Linked DNA regions of Homo sapiens: all the other regions are linked to region 3. The links are chromatin contacts, found by Hi-C or POLR2A ChIA-PET in ENCODE. All regions are on one chromosome and are shown on one strand. The core of a region is the stretch at or near the end of the contact, and the rest is flanking DNA. Distances in the headings are between cores, read along the strand shown.

Region 1 (3,136 bases), core at 273-2,772, 380 kb before region 3:
ATTTTATATGTGCTTTATTATGGGTCGTTTCTATGCTGGGACTTCACAGTGTTGAATCTGCCATTAATCCCACCCAATGTATCTTTCATGTCATATGTTATATAGCTCTCAACTGCAGAATTTTGACTTAGGTCTTTTGTATCGCATTTGGCATGTTTGGTCTTTTCTCTAGCTTCTTCAACATGTGAAATTGTTACTCTCTTTTAATGTCCTTGGGTACTAATTCTATCGTCTGTGTCATTTCTTGGAAATTTTCAACTGGCTGATTTTTTTCTTCATTATGGGTCATATTTTCCTGCTTCTTAGTATGCCTGGTAATTCTTTATTGGATGCCAGACATTGTGGACTGGGTGGATATTTTTGTATTCCTAAAAATACTCTTGAGTTAAGTTACTTGGAAATAGTTTGACCCTTTCGAGTCTTGCCTTTAAGCTTTATTTGGCAGGAACAGAACAGCATTTACTCTCGGGCTAATTTTGCTTTACTATTGAGGCAAAACCTTTCAGTACTATACCCAATGCCCATAAATTATAAAGTTCAAGAACAGGCAAAACTATGCCAATAGAAATCAGAATAGTGATTGACGGTAGGGTGTGGATATTGGAATTTTCTGGGGTATTGCTTACACAAATGTACCTATTAAAATTCATCAAACTGCTCAAAATCTGTGCATATCACTGTATATCAATTTTACCTCTATAAAAATCATGTTTGGTATCAAATATATGTGTACATAATTAAATGCTGAAAAGATTTATACTAAAATTTCAATAGTGAAGAATATCAGGTAGTTTTCTAATTGGCTTCTGAATATTTTCATGTTATCTAAATTTTCAATATATATAACCTTTTAAAAATACATAAAACTAATATTTAATGAAACAATTTAAGGGGGACTCTCTACCTTGTAGAATGGATAAAGGAGAGGAAACAAATATTTATTGGGCATTTGCCATGTATCAGGTCCTTTAAAAGTCACTTTATTACATGATTCTATTTAAACAATATAACAACTCTATCAAGTAGGTATTATCCCATTTGCAAAAGAGAAAACAGTGATTCAGACTTATGGTTATGTGTCCAAGGACCCTCAACTTGATCTTAGGTCTGCCTGCTTCTGAAGTCGGTATTTTGATTCTAAGAGAATTAAGCCCTCAAGACGGATTTCTGAAATTCAGAGAGTAAAGAATGCTTGGTAGGATAGAAGAATCCCAGAAATACATTACTGTCTACGAGCATAGGAATTGGCACATTGGACTCTGGGAGTTAACTATTAAAATGGGAAAGTGAATTATCCAAATGTCAGAGTCACAAATCAAGCACAGTTAATCTGAAACCCAAGAAAGTCTGACCTGAGACAAGGAAAGAGGTGGGTGGCTCAGAGGAAAAAAAAAAAAAAAAAAAACAAACCTAAGACCAAGTATGGCAGCCGGTGGGAGAGGGAAGAAAAGTGTTCCTTCCTTATAACCTGTAGGCAAGTTATAAAAACAAGGGTTGTTTTGTCCCCTGTCGGAGTGAAACCTCAGAGACCAAAGTTCAACGCTTTCAGGTTACGGGAATGGAAATGGTGAATTCCCTGTATCAGCTGCCTCCAGCCCAGGCAAGCCTGACTCACAGGTTGGTCACCTGTTTGGAATGGGCTGTGGGAGAGCACACCCATGAGGTTGCTCAGGGAGCAATGGGCCACAGCAGTTTTCCCTGTGAATTGTGTTCAGGTAAGACCCTGCAGTCAGACCAGCTCACTCCTCCTTTGCTATTTCTTTATATATAGTCTCTTTCCATTCCGAAAATGTACTCTGAGCCCTGGCCTTTAACAGCTTCATTTGTTTTCCTTCATCTCCCAGTTTACAACTGTGAAGGAAACATTCATTGATCAAGTTCTTTCAGCTTGGAATGGAGTCTCTGACTCCCAAAAATCTCTCCCAGGACCAACTGCAAGGGGGTAGTGGATCTAGGATTAAGGCTGGAGCCTGAAGCACTGCTGAGAATGGGGAGTCTGACACGTAATGACCTCCATATATACAAGCTGGTCAGTGCTCTCTCAGAGCCTGCATGTGGCTTTGTCCAGAGAATATGAATCCCAGTTTGAGCAGCAATATGGATCAGAGTTGGTAGAGAGGAAGATTGAGGCTCTCACACTAGGATGTCTTCAGCATCCTTCTTGTATCCTTGTGTGCAAAATGGGAGCCTGGGAAAGGAACTAGAAGAACTGAACCCCATCCCTCTGATACATACACATTGCTTTTTTCCTTCTTTATAGCATAGCTTGGCTGTCCAAATGTTCTGGCAGAGACCAAGCTCCAGGCTCAGTGGGGGGTTCTAATTTTCCATGGCTCATTCACTTCTGAGAACTTTGGCTCAGTTGCATAATGGGGGGCTACTTCCTGCCAGTTGTGGCCCTGTTGTGTGATACCTTCTGACACATACGTTTTTTTGAAAAAAGATTGTCTGCTGGGAACTGGACTGAAACCAACATATAACCGTTTGTTTCATACTGGTTAGGAAGCCACCAGGAAGGCCTACCCAAAGTGGTTTTAAATACATACACACACAGTCCTCTCCTCTTAGAGCCAAGAACAGGCCATTAGTGATGTGTTAGAAAATCCAGGCTGACCTTCTCAGTCATGAGGGAAGCTCCCTGGGCCCACCAGCAGGCTTTTGCCAAGAATGGGCTCCATCTTGAGCCCACAGCTCTTCCCTAGCTTCCCAGCAGAAGCAAGGGGAGAGTGGAGAAGTCAAACACTTCTTGAGCATTGCTTACTATATGTCAAGTTCTACCCTGGACCCTCAATAGAAAGTATTTCACTGATCCTCACAATAGATCTGTGGGGTAAGTGTCACTATTGTTATTTTGAGGAAACTGAGGCTCAGAAAAGTTACATGTATTCCCAAAGTCACATAGTAAACTGAGTGTGTAAACTTGAGTGGTAGAGTCAGAATTTAAACACTGATTTTTATCTGTTGCAAATGTTGGGCTTTTCCCACCACCAGCAGAAATCTTGCTGGCCCTCAGCAAATATTCCTTTACAGCAGTCATTTCAAAACTTTTCTGACCCTATACTCCCATCAGTAAACATTTTTAAGAACCACCTTCAATACAGACATATTTATTTATTTATAAACTCCACGCACTAGC
Region 2 (2,765 bases), core at 59-2,558, 410 kb before region 3:
ATCGTGGGAGAAAGTGATTTTCCACCAGCATACCAACTGTCTTTCTCTCCTCTATTCCCTTTCCCGAATATCTGGCAAGTAACATTCCCCAATTCAATATTATCTTTTTATGATCTTGAGAAATCAAGAATTAAGTTCATTGATTTATTTGTTTGTTTATTCATTTATCCATCCAAAAACCTATTTATTGAGTAGCTACCAATTCCAGGCACCAAGCTAGGTGCTAGGGAGTCCACAGTGAACAGATGTGGTCCCAGTCCTCAAGGAAATTGGAAGATATTTATTTAGCCCTCTAAAAGATAGTTTACAGAATTGTGAAGCAGCTTAGCACAAAAGATATACCAATTACCCACCTTTGTACTGTGTCTCCCCATCACTATTCCTCCTGTGTTTAGAAAGAAACACGATCTCCATTTTATTCCATTCTCCTCTATTCAAATCACTTCCTAAGCAGCATGTCAGTGACATTTCCAATCCTGCTAGTGATTAGTGTCTGTCCAATGAAATGGTGATGAGGTTATAAAAAGTAACAAATAACTAATATTGTGTAAATACTGTGTGTGTCTATATATATATAGACACACATATATATATACATATATATACATATATATATATAGACACACACACATATATATATATATGCCGAAGGTCATTCAATGAATTTGTTACCGTCACTACATAATGGGTTGAGTGCAACGAAGAATGGCTGAGGCTGCAGCTGAGCTCAGTCTCATTCATGAGAGCCTGAGTCCTGGAGGCCCTGCCAGGAGTTGGGCCCTCCCTGTCTGCCTCCAGGCCTCAGTTTGGAGCGGTCCTCAGGTTTCTGGGTGCTTCACTTCATTTGTACTTGGCCGAAGACAGTTTCCTGTTTCTAAGAAAAGACTGCTTGGATGTCTTTTGAGGGCCTTTGGACAGCAAATCCTGCTGGCCTGGGAGGGGCCGAGGGGCAGCACCAGGGGGAAGGGAAGCCACCAGGGAGGGCTTGTTCTCATTAACCCCTTCCAGCCCGAAGGTGTCCTGGAACTCACAGAGTGAGGCGATTGCAAACGTTTGTCAGATTGGATGAAAAATGAAGACAAGTTTATGCTTGGGCCAAATATGCCTGAATTATTTGAAGAACATCTGGATTTGCTTAGCCTAAATGAAAAGATCTTACATGACAAGGACTACAGAAAGGGACCTGTGCGTCCAGCACCTTGGAGCATCCGGAGAGACCCTGCCCTTTCTCTGTCTCCCGCTACAGCTCTCTCCAACTCTGCCTTTTCCTTCCAGCTTGGAGTCCCACAAATGGCTTTTCCAGTGATATCACACGCTGTTGCCATGGAGGCAGCTGTTATGGCCAAACAAAACTGTGTGACCTTCACCCTATGGCTTGCAACCTGTGGCAGAACATGGAAGGGAGTCACTCTGTGACCACAGGCCTCAGTGGAGCTCTCTGGGTACAAATACAAATGGAACTGCTGGGACACACTGTGGTGGGAACGGAGACCCTGTGACGGAGCTGGGAAACGCTTGGGAGGGTGGAGCAGCGCAGCCTCCTGCGGCGACAAGGCCATCCAGACCCTGATGTGAACAGCAGCTGCCTCTCCTCTGCCACTGCCAGTCCAGCCCCACCCACGCTGGACTCTGCTCCCCTCTCATCCAGCTCTCTCCAAGCCTTGGTGAGCCACAATTAACAGCAATGCTGGCAGTGGCTTACACAAGCTTTTGATGGGAGAAACGCTATGCTGAAGGTTATGAAAGCAGGTTCTGGAACCCTAGCCACCTGGGTTCTAATCTGGGTTCCACGACTCAACAGCAGTGTGGCTTTACAAAAGCCACTCGGGATCCCTAAAGCCTCAGTGTCCCAATGTAAGACACGTCAGCCCTTGCAGGGTTATGATCATCCATTGAGATCATGTAGGTGGAATCCTCCTAACAGATCTTTCTGTGTTCACTCTTGCCAAAAAATGAATCTGATCATGTTGCTGCCCCATTGAAACCCTCCAACAGTTTCCCACCACCAGGAATAAGATCCTAACCATGGTCCACAAGCCACACCCGCTGGCGGCCCATAAAACTCAACTCATGGCTGGGCGGGGTGGCTCATGCCTGTAATCCCAGCACTTTGAAAGGCCAGGGCGGGCAGATCACAAGGTCAGGAGATCAAGGCCATCCTAGCTAACATGGTGAAACTCTGTCTCTACTAAAAATACAAAAAATTAGCCAGGAGTGGTGGCGCACGCCTGTAGTCTCAGCTACTCAGGAGGCTGAGGCAGGAGAATCGCTTGAACTCAGGAGGCAGAGGTTGCAGTGAACTGAGATCACGCCATTGCACTCCAGCCTGGGCGACAGAGCAAGACTCCGTCTCAAAAACAAACAAACAAACAAACAAAAACAAAAACTCAACTCATGCCCTGGTCCACTGGTGGATCTGCTCTGACCACCCACCCTGCCAGGCCCTCTCTCTGCCTTCCAGTGTGCTCTGTGCAGGAGTGTCAGCCTGCTCTTCTCTTCTCAGGGAGACCCCCACCCCCTATTGTCAAGTCTTCTGTCTCAGCACAAGTCACCTCCTCAGCAGGGAACCATGAATCTAAAGCTGCTGTGTTCCCCACCCCGGGACTCTCTAGCCCATTTTCTGTGTAGTATTCTTTTTTCCTTTCTTTCTTTTTTATTATACTTTAAGTTCTAGGGTACATGTGCACAACATGCAGGTTTCTTACATATGTATACATGTGCCATATTGGTTTGCTGCACCCATGAACTCGTCATTTACATTAGGT
Region 3 (2,806 bases), core at 82-2,581:
CTGTCAGCTGCCCCAAGAATATGAGCTCCATGGAGCTCCTAGTGTATTTTATTTTCTAAATGTGTCTGTAGGACATTGTTCAGTGCCCAAATATTTGTTTAAAATAGCAGGCTGGGCGCGGTGGCTCACGCCTGTAATCCCAGCACTTTGGGAGACCGAGGCGGATGGATCACGAGGTCAGGAGTTTGAGACCAGCCTGACCAACATGGTGAAACACCATCTCTACTAAAAATGCAAAAAATTAGCCAAGAGTGTTGGCGCATGCCTGTAATCCCAGCTACTCAGGAGGCTGAGGCAGGAGAATCACTTGAACCCGGGAGGTGGAGGTTGCAGTGAGCTGAGATCGCGTCACTGCTCTCCAGCCTGGGCGACAGGAGGGAGATTCCATCTCAAAAAAAAAAAAAATAGCGTAGCATTTCACACTGCATTAACTGATTTCCCTGTCATAGTACACTTAGGCTTTTCACCCCTACACATAATCCTGCAACAAACATGCGTTTATGTGAATTCATCTATTAGGTGTCTGTGGTAAAAATAATCCCTTAACAAGGAATATGACTTTGTGGTTAATTCTGTGTCATGTGTTCTACTAATTGATCTTCTCAACAGCCACATGGGGTTGGTTTCATTATCATCAGCTTACGAATGAGAAACCCACAACTCAGAGAGGGTAAGCGAGTTACCAAATTCATATGAAAGCAACTGAAAAAGAATTTGGACTCAGGCCTCCGGGAGACAGGAGCTGGCCTGTTCCTGGGAAAGCCCATGAATTTTGACCCAGACTAACCTGTGCTTTCAAAAGTGCCTGTTCTGCTATCTACAGTTGTTACTGGGATTAAATGAGTAGATACTTATAAAGCACTTAAAATAATGTCTGCTCATAATAAACCCTGTATAAATGTTGAATATATAGATACATAGCAGCTCTGCCCTGACTAGCCGTGTATGGACCATGAGCATGCATCTTAACCTCTCTGGGCCTCAGACTTCTCATCTGTAAAATGGGAGTCATGGTATTATGTCAGCTTTATTGTCAGGAAAATGTAAAGCACATGGAATCTCATAGACTCTAACACATGGTAACAACTTCCTCTTCGAGCCAGTCTAATCTCTCTAGAATGATAAACTTCTATATTTAAATCACAATTTAAATTTTTTTATGTCTTTCACGGTCATTTTATCACCCCAGCAATGACTAGAAGGCCCAATATTTTATATATCTCTGTTAAATATTCTAAGCATTATTAAGAGCTTTCTGGGTATAGCCAAGCCCTCTTAACCGTCAGAGGCAGACTACTTTTCAACCAGGTCAGTTTCACTTTTGCGATCTGGAAGTATATGGCGCCACCTGCTGGCCAAAGCACACCTCGCCAACAAAGTGCAGGTTAGTTCAGGATTGCCCATTCTAGTAGGATCCCCCCTCGACCCCTACCCTCCCCTGTCTTCACTTCCACCCAGGGGGAAATCTGAAGCACAGGATGGGTCAGCAATCGACTCTTTCTGAAGCTGGGTAAGACACATTATTCCTCTTGAACAGGCCCCCCTGCAGAAACTTAGGGACCCTAAGTTTCTCCACTTATGAAATAACAGGGTAGGGTCAGGCTTTGCCTAGGTCCCTCTCACCGCTAAGCTTCTAGGATTCTGTGAGTTCACCTCGGAGGCAGGCACAGGGAGGAAGGTGAGCTACTGTGTCTCAGGTTAAAATCAAGCCTGGAAATGGAAAGCAAGGCCAGGAATGTAGGCTGGGAAACGATGAGGCCCAGGACAGAGGAAACGAGGGCACAGCATGGGACCCCCGCTCATCAGCCAGACCCACCCTGCCTTGGCCTTGCCCATCATCGGCAGAATAATCATCATCACTCAAACTACCGCTTATTGGGAGCCTATATCAGACACAGTGCTAGGTTCTTTACATAGTGTTTTGTTAAATATTATTTCATACTATATCTGTACACTATCCCTTTAAGGTAGGTATTATTGTTGTTCACAACTGGAAAAAAGACTCAGAAAGGCTAAGAATTTGTTCAAGCTAAACACAGCCAATAAGTGGGAAATCTGGGATTTGACCCAAATCTGTCTGTCTTCAAAGCCCCTGAACCTTGCACCTTATTTCTTGCCTTCATCCCTCCTCCTTCCTTGCCTACTTTTTTCTTTTATGCTTCATCAGGCTGTGTTTTTCCGAGGCTATCACAGGTTCAGGTTGCATCTGGCCATTGATGTGGGGAACTGAGATAACCATAGGGATAATTGTGGTCTCTACTTGCCATTTTTAGTTCAACTAAAAACAACTTTGCTGGTGGCCTCAACAGCCCACTCATTAGTGATTGCTTACTTTCACTTTGTTGGTGTAGATGAAGGTGCCTCCGTGTCTTCCCTTCCAGTGAGGGCTTCCCAGCTTCCTCAGATGCTAAGTGCAACTGTAGATACACGTGGCCTCTGTGTTCCCAAAAGAAGCAGTGCAAGGGTGCAGGGCTTTATCCATTCCCAGACTCACCTGCCTTTCTGATCCTGGCTACCACCTTCCAGGTGCATTTTCCTTCAGGAACAGTGACTGCCAGGCACAAAGTTTGTGGGTGGCTCCAGGAAAGGGGAGAGGCACAGGAAAGAACGCTGGGCTAACTAGCAGGCAGGCACCCTGGCTTCTGACCCCTGCTTCCCCACTTCACAGCTACATGACCTGGGCAAGTCATAGGGTCTCTGAGACTCAGTTTCCCATCCTGAAAAATGGAAATGACGACACTTTCTCTGCCTCCCTCAAAAGTTAGTTTCTGCCTCTAATTCTCTAATCTGTCCCTCATGCCAACAC

What was found. Hi-C counts contacts between places; a loop is a spot of excess contacts on that map. ChIA-PET counts read pairs that join two places held with the same protein, here RNA polymerase II (POLR2A). Pooled maps may share reads with other maps.
Region 1: a loop to region 3 is called in a map of mammary epithelial cell, with 2.6 times the contacts of the local background. The contact joins two enhancer-like sites. A Hi-C loop is called at or near these places in 2 of 168 maps with a recorded cell type or tissue (MCF 10A and mammary epithelial cell), 1 of 37 single-sample maps with no recorded cell type and 2 of 50 pooled maps. POLR2A ChIA-PET finds 5 or more read pairs at or near these places in 1 of 52 experiments (Panc1).
Region 2: a pooled map shows a loop between it and region 3 (2.2-fold over the local background). The contact joins two enhancer-like sites. A Hi-C loop is called at or near these places in 5 of 37 single-sample maps with no recorded cell type and 5 of 50 pooled maps. POLR2A ChIA-PET finds 5 or more read pairs at or near these places in 1 of 52 experiments (OCI-LY7).

The regions. Positions count from the first base shown.
Region 1 is chr11:128,447,114-128,450,249 of GRCh38, forward strand. The region is part of intron 1 of LOC124902789 (a long non-coding RNA gene); the gene reads left to right. Among named protein-coding and RNA genes, the nearest start is that of MIR6090, 74 kb to the right of the region's middle. RefSeq lists an enhancer at 1,153-2,352. Within about 2 kb of position 1,523, at least 12 of the 41 ENCODE cell types and tissues checked have a DNase peak (open chromatin) inside an H3K27ac peak, as active enhancers do; they include mammary epithelial cell, where a contact is called at or near this core.
Region 2 is chr11:128,423,608-128,426,372 of GRCh38, forward strand. All of the region lies in intron 1 of LOC124902789 (a long non-coding RNA gene), which reads left to right. Among named protein-coding and RNA genes, the nearest start is that of MIR6090, 97 kb to the right of the region's middle. RefSeq lists an enhancer at 1,227-1,521. Within about 2 kb of position 1,309, at least 16 of the 41 ENCODE cell types and tissues checked have a DNase peak (open chromatin) inside an H3K27ac peak, as active enhancers do.
Region 3 is chr11:128,830,005-128,832,810 of GRCh38, forward strand. No RefSeq gene overlaps it. Among named protein-coding and RNA genes, the nearest start is that of KCNJ1, 36 kb to the right of the region's middle. Within about 2 kb of position 1,332, at least 14 of the 41 ENCODE cell types and tissues checked have a DNase peak (open chromatin) inside an H3K27ac peak, as active enhancers do; they include mammary epithelial cell, where a contact is called at or near this core.